Linked DNA regions of Homo sapiens: region 2 is linked to region 1. A link is an interaction called in ENCODE POLR2A ChIA-PET data of the cell type or tissue named here. Cell type or tissue: A673. All regions are shown on one strand. Each heading gives the region's core, and the rest is flanking DNA. Links, peaks and the distances in the headings are about the cores only.

Evidence for each region. ChIA-PET counts read pairs that join two places held together with the same protein. Peaks named below come from ENCODE experiments on the same cell type or tissue, not always from the same donor. Only the 100,000 strongest peaks of a DNase experiment are listed, where the experiment ranks them.
Region 2: POLR2A ChIA-PET joins it to region 1 with 6 read pairs; 5 of 35 experiments call an interaction of 5 or more read pairs at or near these places.

The regions. Positions count from the first base shown.
Region 1 is chr20:36,267,180-36,271,562 of GRCh38, forward strand. No RefSeq gene overlaps it. Among named protein-coding and RNA genes, the nearest start is that of AAR2, 33 kb to the left of the region's middle. RefSeq lists an enhancer at 3,739-4,383. In A673, for the core only: no CTCF peak of the experiment used is centred there; no DNase peak of the experiment used is centred there.
Region 2 is chr20:36,319,155-36,323,537 of GRCh38, forward strand. The region is part of intron 1 of DLGAP4 (DLG associated protein 4); the gene reads left to right. Among named protein-coding and RNA genes, the nearest start is that of DLGAP4, 15 kb to the left of the region's middle. In A673, for the core only: no CTCF peak of the experiment used is centred there; no DNase peak of the experiment used is centred there; H3K27ac peaks cover 1,719 bases.

The DNA.
Region 1 (4,383 bases), core at 251-4,250:
ATTTGGAAGTAAAACCTGCAGCCAATGGGGCTAACACACATCCATTAGGACAGCGGCCTCATTAAATGACTGTGAGGTTCCCTTCCAGTTCTTAGACCACGAATCTCCTTTCTAGGGTTTTTCTTCCCAGTCCACCCCCTAAGACAGACACAGGCCTTCGCAGGCCTGATTCAGGGTGGAGGAAGGGGAGTCCCAGGCTGAAGGCGAGTTGTTTGCAACCCACAGCTGGGCTCAGGAGCAGGGATGCTGCAACCCAGCTGCCTTTCTGCAGGGCCTTCACCTGTCCTCCAAGGACCAAGGCCAAGGCTGATATGAGCCCCCCATCTGGCCCAAGAGGTTCCCACAATGGTCCTGGGTGGTGGGTCCTGCCACTGGGTAGGTGTGGGAGCTGGGGGTTGCAGGTTCAACTTGGCAAAATGTCAGGACACCCACGGGGGCAGGCAGCTTTTCAGGGGCCCAAGGCCATGGAGCTCCAAAGGAGGGCAGCAGGGAGCACGCAGATAACTGTCCCCACCCAGCTCCCCTCCCACAGGCTCCACGGATCGCACTCTGTCTCTCTCGCATGCTCCAGGAGAGACACGGCAGCACACACACAGGCAGACACAACCAGCACCCACATCTGAGCGCTCACACACAGATGCGTGTGCGTCGTGCAGAGACGCCCACACGGAGACACAGATACACACCCTCCCGGAGCCACACAGATGACACCCACGTGCACGCGGGCACAAACACAGGCCCTACCTACTTGCAAACCAACTCCACCTCCAGCATGGCCACCCTGGCTGGGGAAGGAAGGCCGGCCGGGTGGGTGCCCTGGATCAGCCTCCTTGCCGTGGGAGTCCTGATCATCTGGAAGCTATGGCCTGCCCCGCCCATTGGAGGTCTGCAGGGCCAGGGGCTGCCCAGAGGCAACAGAGTAGTTCCACAGGGCCCTGGGGTCAGCTGATCTGGCTCTGGTCTCAGCTTTCCCACCTTCTGGCTCTGTGACCTGGGCAAGTCACTGGACCTCGCTGAGCTTCAGCGTCCTCATCTGGAAAACAGGCATAACATAGTGCCAACCCCCTGAGTCCTATGATCTCTGTAGCCCCCAGGCCTGGAATATCCTAGACGTTCAGTAAACAGAGACTGTTTCTGTCACCCCAGGGCGGGGGCTCCATTGGCAAATGGCCACTCACCCATTGCAGCCTGGCATTTGGTGAGTGCACCATATTCGTGAGCTATTATTTTCATGTCTACTTCAAGGGGCTACCTGGGGTCTGAACTTTACTTGTGGGGACCCAGGATGTAAGCCTCCATGTCCAGACTGGCAAAGAGAACCCCATTCCCCTGGCAAAGGTAGGGCTCAGCTAGGTAGTCTTAAACAATAAGCAGCCACTCAGCTAGAACTTAGACTGGAATATTCGCAATTTAATACCATGGCATTCCAGACCACAGCTGCAAAAAACAGAGGCTCTTGCCAGTGTGTTTTAGACTCTCAAAGATCTTGAAGCACAAATCTCGAATGTCAGAGCTGTACAGAGGCCTTGGAGACATCTAGTCCAGCTGTCTTGCTCCTAAAACGGAATCCCAGAAGCATGGAGCCTCAAAGAACTTTGAGTCCATTCCAGACCAGTTGGACAGAAATTGGGAACTGAGGCCCAGAGAGGGTGAGCCACTGAGCATGGTTGCACAGTGAGTTAGTGGAAGTGTTGAGACCAGACCCCTGGTCCCGGCTTCATAGCAAGTTTAGATTCAGCCCCTCTATGGAGGCCTGGAGGAAGGAAGGCAGAAGAAGAAACATTTGGGCCAAAGTGAGGATTTTCTGGAGAACTGTTTTCGAAAAATCAAACCAAAAAGAAAAATGGGAAAAAGGTGCTGGCTTCCCCTTATTTTCTGCCTGTCTTCCTCTGGGCACTCTCTCTCTCTGCAGCTCTCAGCCGGTTCCAGCTCTGCTCACAAGCTGCTTCCAGCCGCCCACGGGCTTCCTAAAATGGTCTCTGCAAGCTAATTCCAGAGGATGAATGGCAGAGAGCAGGCCTGCAGGGAGCTGGTGGGGGGGGGGGGCGGGGGGGGGGCTTCCTTAGCCAGTGCAGGTGCAGACAGACGCCACATTGGTGTTGGACCAGCTGCCCCCAACCCCAACCCCCTCCTTAGGTGCTTCCATGGCCCCCAGCTGCCAGGACCAGGGGGCCCAGCTTTCACCTCTCACTGCCTGACCTCTTGGAATAGGTTATTTTTCCTTCTTAAAGAATTAATTTTTAAAATTATGTAATAATACATATGTATCATCAAATAATCAGGAAAGTATAAAGAAGAAAATTAAGATCACCTGTAATCAGCTCCTCTAAATGAAACAACTATTAACAATTAAGCATATATCCTTTCAGTCTTAGGACTCAGCACATATTACAGACAGAGGGGCTGATTCAGTACATAATGTTCTAAGTCCTGTTCTTTTCTTCCAATCATATATTCACAAGCATCTTTCTAGTCAACATTTGCACTTCCACAGCATGATTTTTAGTGGCTGCATGGCACCTTGCATATGACTACACCACGCTTTGCTCAACCAATCCCCAATGCCCAGCGTTTTAGCTTGTGTCCATTTCTCCCCTGTGAGAAACAGTACATGGTTTATTCTTGTAGTTACCTCTTTGTAATCAACCTAGTTATTTCCTTAGGACACCTTCCTGGAATTGGAATTACTGGCCAAAGGGTTTATACTTTTTTAAAAAGATAAAATGCAAAATTATAATACTATCCTCCCTTCCTATAATGAATGTGTAATAATTAGGTAATAAATAAAAATTAGAAAATATAGATAAAGAAAAATAAGAGAAAAAAATCATAACTTTCCCCAAATCTTACTACCAAGATATGGTTAAGAATTTTGCTGGAAAGCATCTAGACTTTTTTGTATGTGTGTGCACGCATATAATGGGATTATACTATACAGGCTGTTTTGTAAAACTGATCATTTGTTTCTTTCTTTTTTTTTTTTTTTTTTTTTGAGACAGAGTCTCGCTCTGTCGCTCAGGCCAGAGTGCAGTGGCGCAATCTCGGCTCACTGCAACCTCCGCCTCATGGGTTCATGCCATTCTCCTGCCTCAGCCTCCTGAGTAGCTGGGACTACAGGGACCCGCCATCAGGCTCCGCTAATTTTTTGTATTTTTAGTAGAGACGGGGTTTCACCGTGCTAGCCAGGATGGTCTCGATCTCCTGATCTTGTTTTCCACCCACTTCGGCCTCCCAAAGTGCTGGGATTACAGGCGTGAGTCACCGCACCTGGCCAAAACTGATCATTTGTTCATGTCAATACATAAATTTACATTCACAGTGTCACTTTCTTTCTTTTTTTTTTTTTTTTTTAGAGACAGAGTCTCGCTGTGTCACCCAGACTGAAGTGCAGTGACTTAATCATAGCTCGCTGCAGCCTTGAACTCCTGGGCTCATACGATCCACCCACCTCAGCCTCCAGAGTAGCTGGGACTACAGGAAGATATCATCACACCCGGCTAATTAACAACAACAAAAAAAATTGTAGGGATAAAGTCTTTCTATGTTGCCCAGGCTGGTCTTGAACTCCTAGCCTCAAGCAATCCTCCCACTTTGGCCTCTCAAAATGTTGGGATTACAGGCGTGAGTCGCCACACCCGGCCCACGGCATCACTTTTATCTGCCACAGCATATTTCATTCTGTGTTTATACCTTGGTATAACCACTCTCCTGTTTTGGGGAACTAGGTTTCTGGTTTTGCTCCAGTATAAATAGCTCTGTAATGAACATGCTTGGAAAAGCAGCTTTGCTTCTTGTCCATATGCGTTCGTAGGCTCTGTGGTAGTAGAATTGCTGGGTCAAGGGTTTTTGTTGTTGTTTGTTGGTTGGTTTTTGTTTTTTGTTTGTTTTTGCTGTTGATATCACATCGTTTCTGACTGGAAGTCTAAACAGCAAACCAGCACGCAGGCTCCACCGAGTTCCACAGACGTCTACGGGAAGGGCCCAGAATCTGTAGAACCAGGCAGGAGCTTGTGCTGCATTTCCTGCTTTCCAGGCTGATTGCTTAGAGAAAGGCCTTGGCCTTGAATGGGGCCTTTGCCCAGGAAGCCTCCTCTGTGCCCAGGAAGCCGGGATCAAAATTAGCCCCCCCGGAAGCCAGGAGCACACAAGCTGGTTCCTGCTGGCTCTCTCCAGCCTACTTCCTGCATACCCGATACCTCACGTGCCCTCTTCCTGTCTCCAGATCCCACTCACCTGAGACCATGCACAGAGGGAGAATGAATGTGACGTGTTACAAAGTCCTCATTGTTCTGAGGAGGGGAGAGATGCAGCCAGGGCAGGCAGCCTCGAGACTGGGCAGGTGTGAGCCCGGGCGGTGGGTCTCAGAGGTGCATGGAGGGTCAG
Region 2 (4,383 bases), core at 111-4,110, 52 kb after region 1:
AAAAAAAAGAAAAACTGATTGGAAAGGTGGGCATCTGTCTCAGGCCCGGAGGGAGGGAGCTGCTGATTTTGAGGGGTGGCCCAAGTTTGAGTCCCCACTCTGCTCACTGGCTATGTGATTTTGAGCAGGTCACAGAAACCTCTCTCAGCCTCAGTTTCCCCCGCTGTCCTCAGAGAGATAACAGTGTCATTGCCTGTCTCAGAGGCTTGGTTTGAGGGTGAATTGAGGTCCTGTGTGTTCAAGGACTGAGGACAGAGCCTGGCATACAGCAAGTCCCCAAAATAAGGCAGCTGGTGTTACTGTGCTCTCTCCTGACACCCGCACACCCCCCGGAACCTTCTGGCACTCCCTCCCTAGCCTAGCCCAGGGCAGCTCACAGAAGGGCCAGCCTGGGAAAGTGGGCCAAGGGTGAGCACTATGGGCAGAGCCCTGCACAGAGGGCACAGTGCTTGTCCCCATCTCACAGAGGTGGGAAACCGGGGCCACAGATGACTGGTCCAAAGACCTCAGGGGTGGAGCGGGGACTGGATCACAGCCTCGTGACTCACAGTCCAGTGCCTTTCTTGCTGCCCAACTCCTTAGGGATTCTTGGGAGAACTTCAAGGAGCTAAAGAGAATTCTAGGGGCCCCCAGGGCACCTAGGAGGCCTGGGAGGCAGGTGCTTGGGCCCTCCTCCCCTCACCACCCCAGGCCTCTGTGTGACCCTGTTGGAGTTGCCTCCTTCTCTGTGCCTCTGTCACAGCAAGGTAGCGGGGAGAGTCTGGAATCTGAAGAACTTGGATTCAAGGCCCCCTCCCCCGGGCCTCCCTCTGCGTCCCACTCCCCCGGGCCTCCCTCTGTGTCCCTCTCCTCCAGGCCTCCCTCTGTGTCCCCCTCTCCCAGGCCTCCCTCTGTGTCCCTCTCCTCCAGGCCTCCCTCTGTGTCCGCCTCCTCCAGGCCTCCCTCTGTGTCGCATTCCCCTAGGCCCCCCTCTGTGTCTTCCTCTCCCAGGCCCCCCTCTGTGTCTTTCTCTCCCAGGCCCCCCTCTGTGCCCCTCTCCCCCGGGCCTCCCTCTGTGTCCCCCTCCTCCAGGCCCCCCTCTGTGTCTCCCTCTCCCAGGCCTCCCTTTATCCCCTCCTCTAAGCCCTCCTCTGTGTCCCCCTTCCCCAGCCCCACCCCGTGTCCCCTCCCTCCTCTGCTGTCCTGGTTTGTGCCTGGCCGACATTCAAGGTGGCAGCTTTGGGGTGGGAGCTCAGGCAATGGGAACCATGCTTGGAGGGGCCCAGCCAGGCCCACACTGACCCTTGCCCTGGTGGACTCCCTCTGCCAGGGCAGGTGGCAGTGGGGCTGTGGGGCTGTGAGTGGGGGCTCTGGTTCTCCCCACGCTGCAGGCCTGCGTCATGCCCCCCACTCCCTTGCTGCATGCCCTGCATTGGAAAGCAGATATATTTAGACGAAATGCTGTGTTCCAGACAGATTCTGCATCCACTGTACTTGTCAGGGCTGGGGGAGGCAGGGCCTGTGAGCAGCCACACCTGGTACCTGGAGTCTGGGCCCCCCTGAGCCCTTTGCCCACCTGCCTGGGACCTCTGGGGGCTGCTGACTGGGTGAGGGGGACACTGATGAGACAGAGGCCTGGCCCTCTACCGACTTTGGACGGGTCTCCCTCTGCACCCTCTCTGCCGCCTAAGGCCACATCTCTCTAACTCTTTACCTCCAAGTCACAGCCAAATCAGTCCTTGGCTCCCTGTCTGCCCCCAGCTTCCTCTGAATCCCCGAACCCTCCTGTACCCCTTCCAGGACTCAGCACTTTGTCCCCTGTGTAGTCAGTCAGCAAACGAGGATTTGAGCCTGCTGCGGGCCAGGTCCTTGCTGGATGTAGGACCTGGAGATGAAGGCCCTCAAAGGAGCCACATCACAGTCTAGGAGCGGGATCATAGACCACAAAGACAACAGCAGGTACCCGCATGGCAGCAGGAAGCCCTAGGGCAAGGGCACCCATGCTGGGGTGATGGTCAGGGAAGGCTTCTCGGAGGAGGGAGTGGTCCAAGCTGACACCCGTTGGTTAAGTGAGAGTGAGCCCACACCTGGAGACGAAACAGGCATTCCTGGCAGAGGGAACAGCACGTGCAAAGGGCTGGGGTTGAGGGAAGACCTGGCTGCACATGGGAGAATAGGGAGCAAGAAGACGGGCAGGGATGGGGTCTTTCAGAGCCTCAAGTGCCAGGCTGAGGGCCTCGGCTGCCCCATGGGCCCTGGAGGGCTGCGGGGGAGTTTCCAGCAAGGCAGTGGCCAGGTCTGATGTGAGCATAGCTGGGGCAGCTGGTCATTGGTTCCACAGCCACTCGCCAGGCTGGCCCCGGCTTCCACCTCGGATGTGCTCTGCCCAGCCTGGTGGGAATCAGAAATAGCTCACACGTGCTCAGCGCCTGGTGAGGCGCTCGCCCGCCTCAGCGCGTTTCATCTGCGCCCGAGTCTAGGAGGGCTCAGTGCTTGTGAGCTGGGTGACCTTCTCACTCCTACTTATTAATATGCCACCCACTGGGGCTGTAGGCAGAGTTGGGAGAACGAGCATGGGGAGGGAGCGAGGAGGGGGAAAGGTGGGGGTCCCAGGGTGGGAAATGCTGAGGGCTTGGAAATGGTACCTGCCCACCAGAACAATATGCAGCAGATAAAACCCAAAGTATAGAGACAAATATACAGATCCCCCTCGATCTACCTGCAGTGGTGACCACATTTTGATGCCGACCTTCCAGAGGTTTCTCCAAGTCTGTCTGCTGTGGCAGATAGATTCATTCATTCATTCAACAAATATTTGTTGAGTGCCCACTTGATGCCAGACCCTGTGGTGGGCAGAGGGGACATGGCTCTGAGTGAAAGGGACTCTCCTGGCCCTTAGGGAACTCAAAAAGCAGGTAAAACAGTGATGAGGCCCACGGAGGAGGGTCACAGGAACATGGGCCCTGACTGGAGTCACAAAGGCTTCCTGGAGGAGGTGACACTTGAACTGAGACCTAAGGGATGAGGAGAAGTTGCCCCAGCAAAGAGGAGCAGAAGAAAACATTCCAGCAGAGGGAACTGCAAATGTGCAAACCCCGGGGTGTGAGGAAGGTGGGGTTTTCAGGGAAGAGGAAGGAAGATGGTGAGGCTGGAGTGTTGGGATGTGGAGGGAGGACAGGTGAAGCACTAGAGGATGGCGGGGGCCAGACGGTATGGGGCCTTCTGCACTGTGGTCAGGGTTTGGGGATTTACATAAGAGCGTGGGTTGTGGCGCCAGAAGGTCTAGATGCAAATCCAGCTCTGCTGCTTATTAGGGGCTTGACTTCAGCAAGTTACCTAACTTCTCTGTGCCTCAGTCCCCTCATCTGTAAAGTAGGGGCAGTGATGGTCCCTGCCTCATAAGACTGTTGTGAGGATGAAGTGAGGTAATAAAGTGCGTAGGACAGCACGTGGCACACAGCAAGTGCTTATAAATGGTAGCTCATATAATGTCACAGTCATCTGTAGATGGAGGGCATCTGTGCAGATGACTTTGCAATAGGGTCACATTAGTCCTGCTCATCTGCAGCTACTTCTTCCCTTGATGCTGGCCATCCTCCTGAGTCAGTGACTACCGAGTATTATTCTATTTGAAATTTCTGAGTTGTAGTATAGCACGTGTTGTAGAGTGTACTAATCTTAAGCAGATAGTATAGCTTGATATATGTGTATATCTCACCCTTGTAACTACCACTAAGGTCAAGATGCAGGATATTTCCAGGCCAGGTGCAGTGGCTCACGCCTGTAATCCCAACACTTTGGGAGGTTGAGGAGGGTGGATTGCTTGAGCCCAGGAGTTCGAGACCAGCCTGGGCAACATGGTGAAACCCCATCTCTACAAAAGATACAAACACTAGCTGGGCATGGTGGTGTGTGCCTGTGGTCCCAGCTACTCAGGAGGAGGCTGAGGTGGGAGGATCGCTTGAGCCTGGGAGGTTGAGGCTGCAGTGAGCCATGTTCTCACCACTGCACTCAGCCTGGAGTGACACAGAGACCCTATCTCAAAAAAAAAAAAAAAAAAAAAAAAAAAAGATATAGGATATCTCCAGCTATACCAAAAGGCTCTGTCTTGCCTTTTCCAATTAATTCCCCACCTCCCTTCCCCAGGGGCAACCAATATTCTGACTCCTAAAGCCATAGCTTTGTTTTGTCTTTTTCACACCTTCACATAAACAACATCATGCAGATTGTCTCTTTTGTGCTAACTTCTTTTGCTCCTCACTTTGTCAATGAGATTCATCATGGCTGTTGTGTGTATTGGTAAGTTTTCTTTTATATTGCTGCCTAGTATTCCACTTAGCGAATATGTCATACGTTATCCATTCTATTGTTGATAGACTTTTGGAATATTTCTAGTTTTTGACT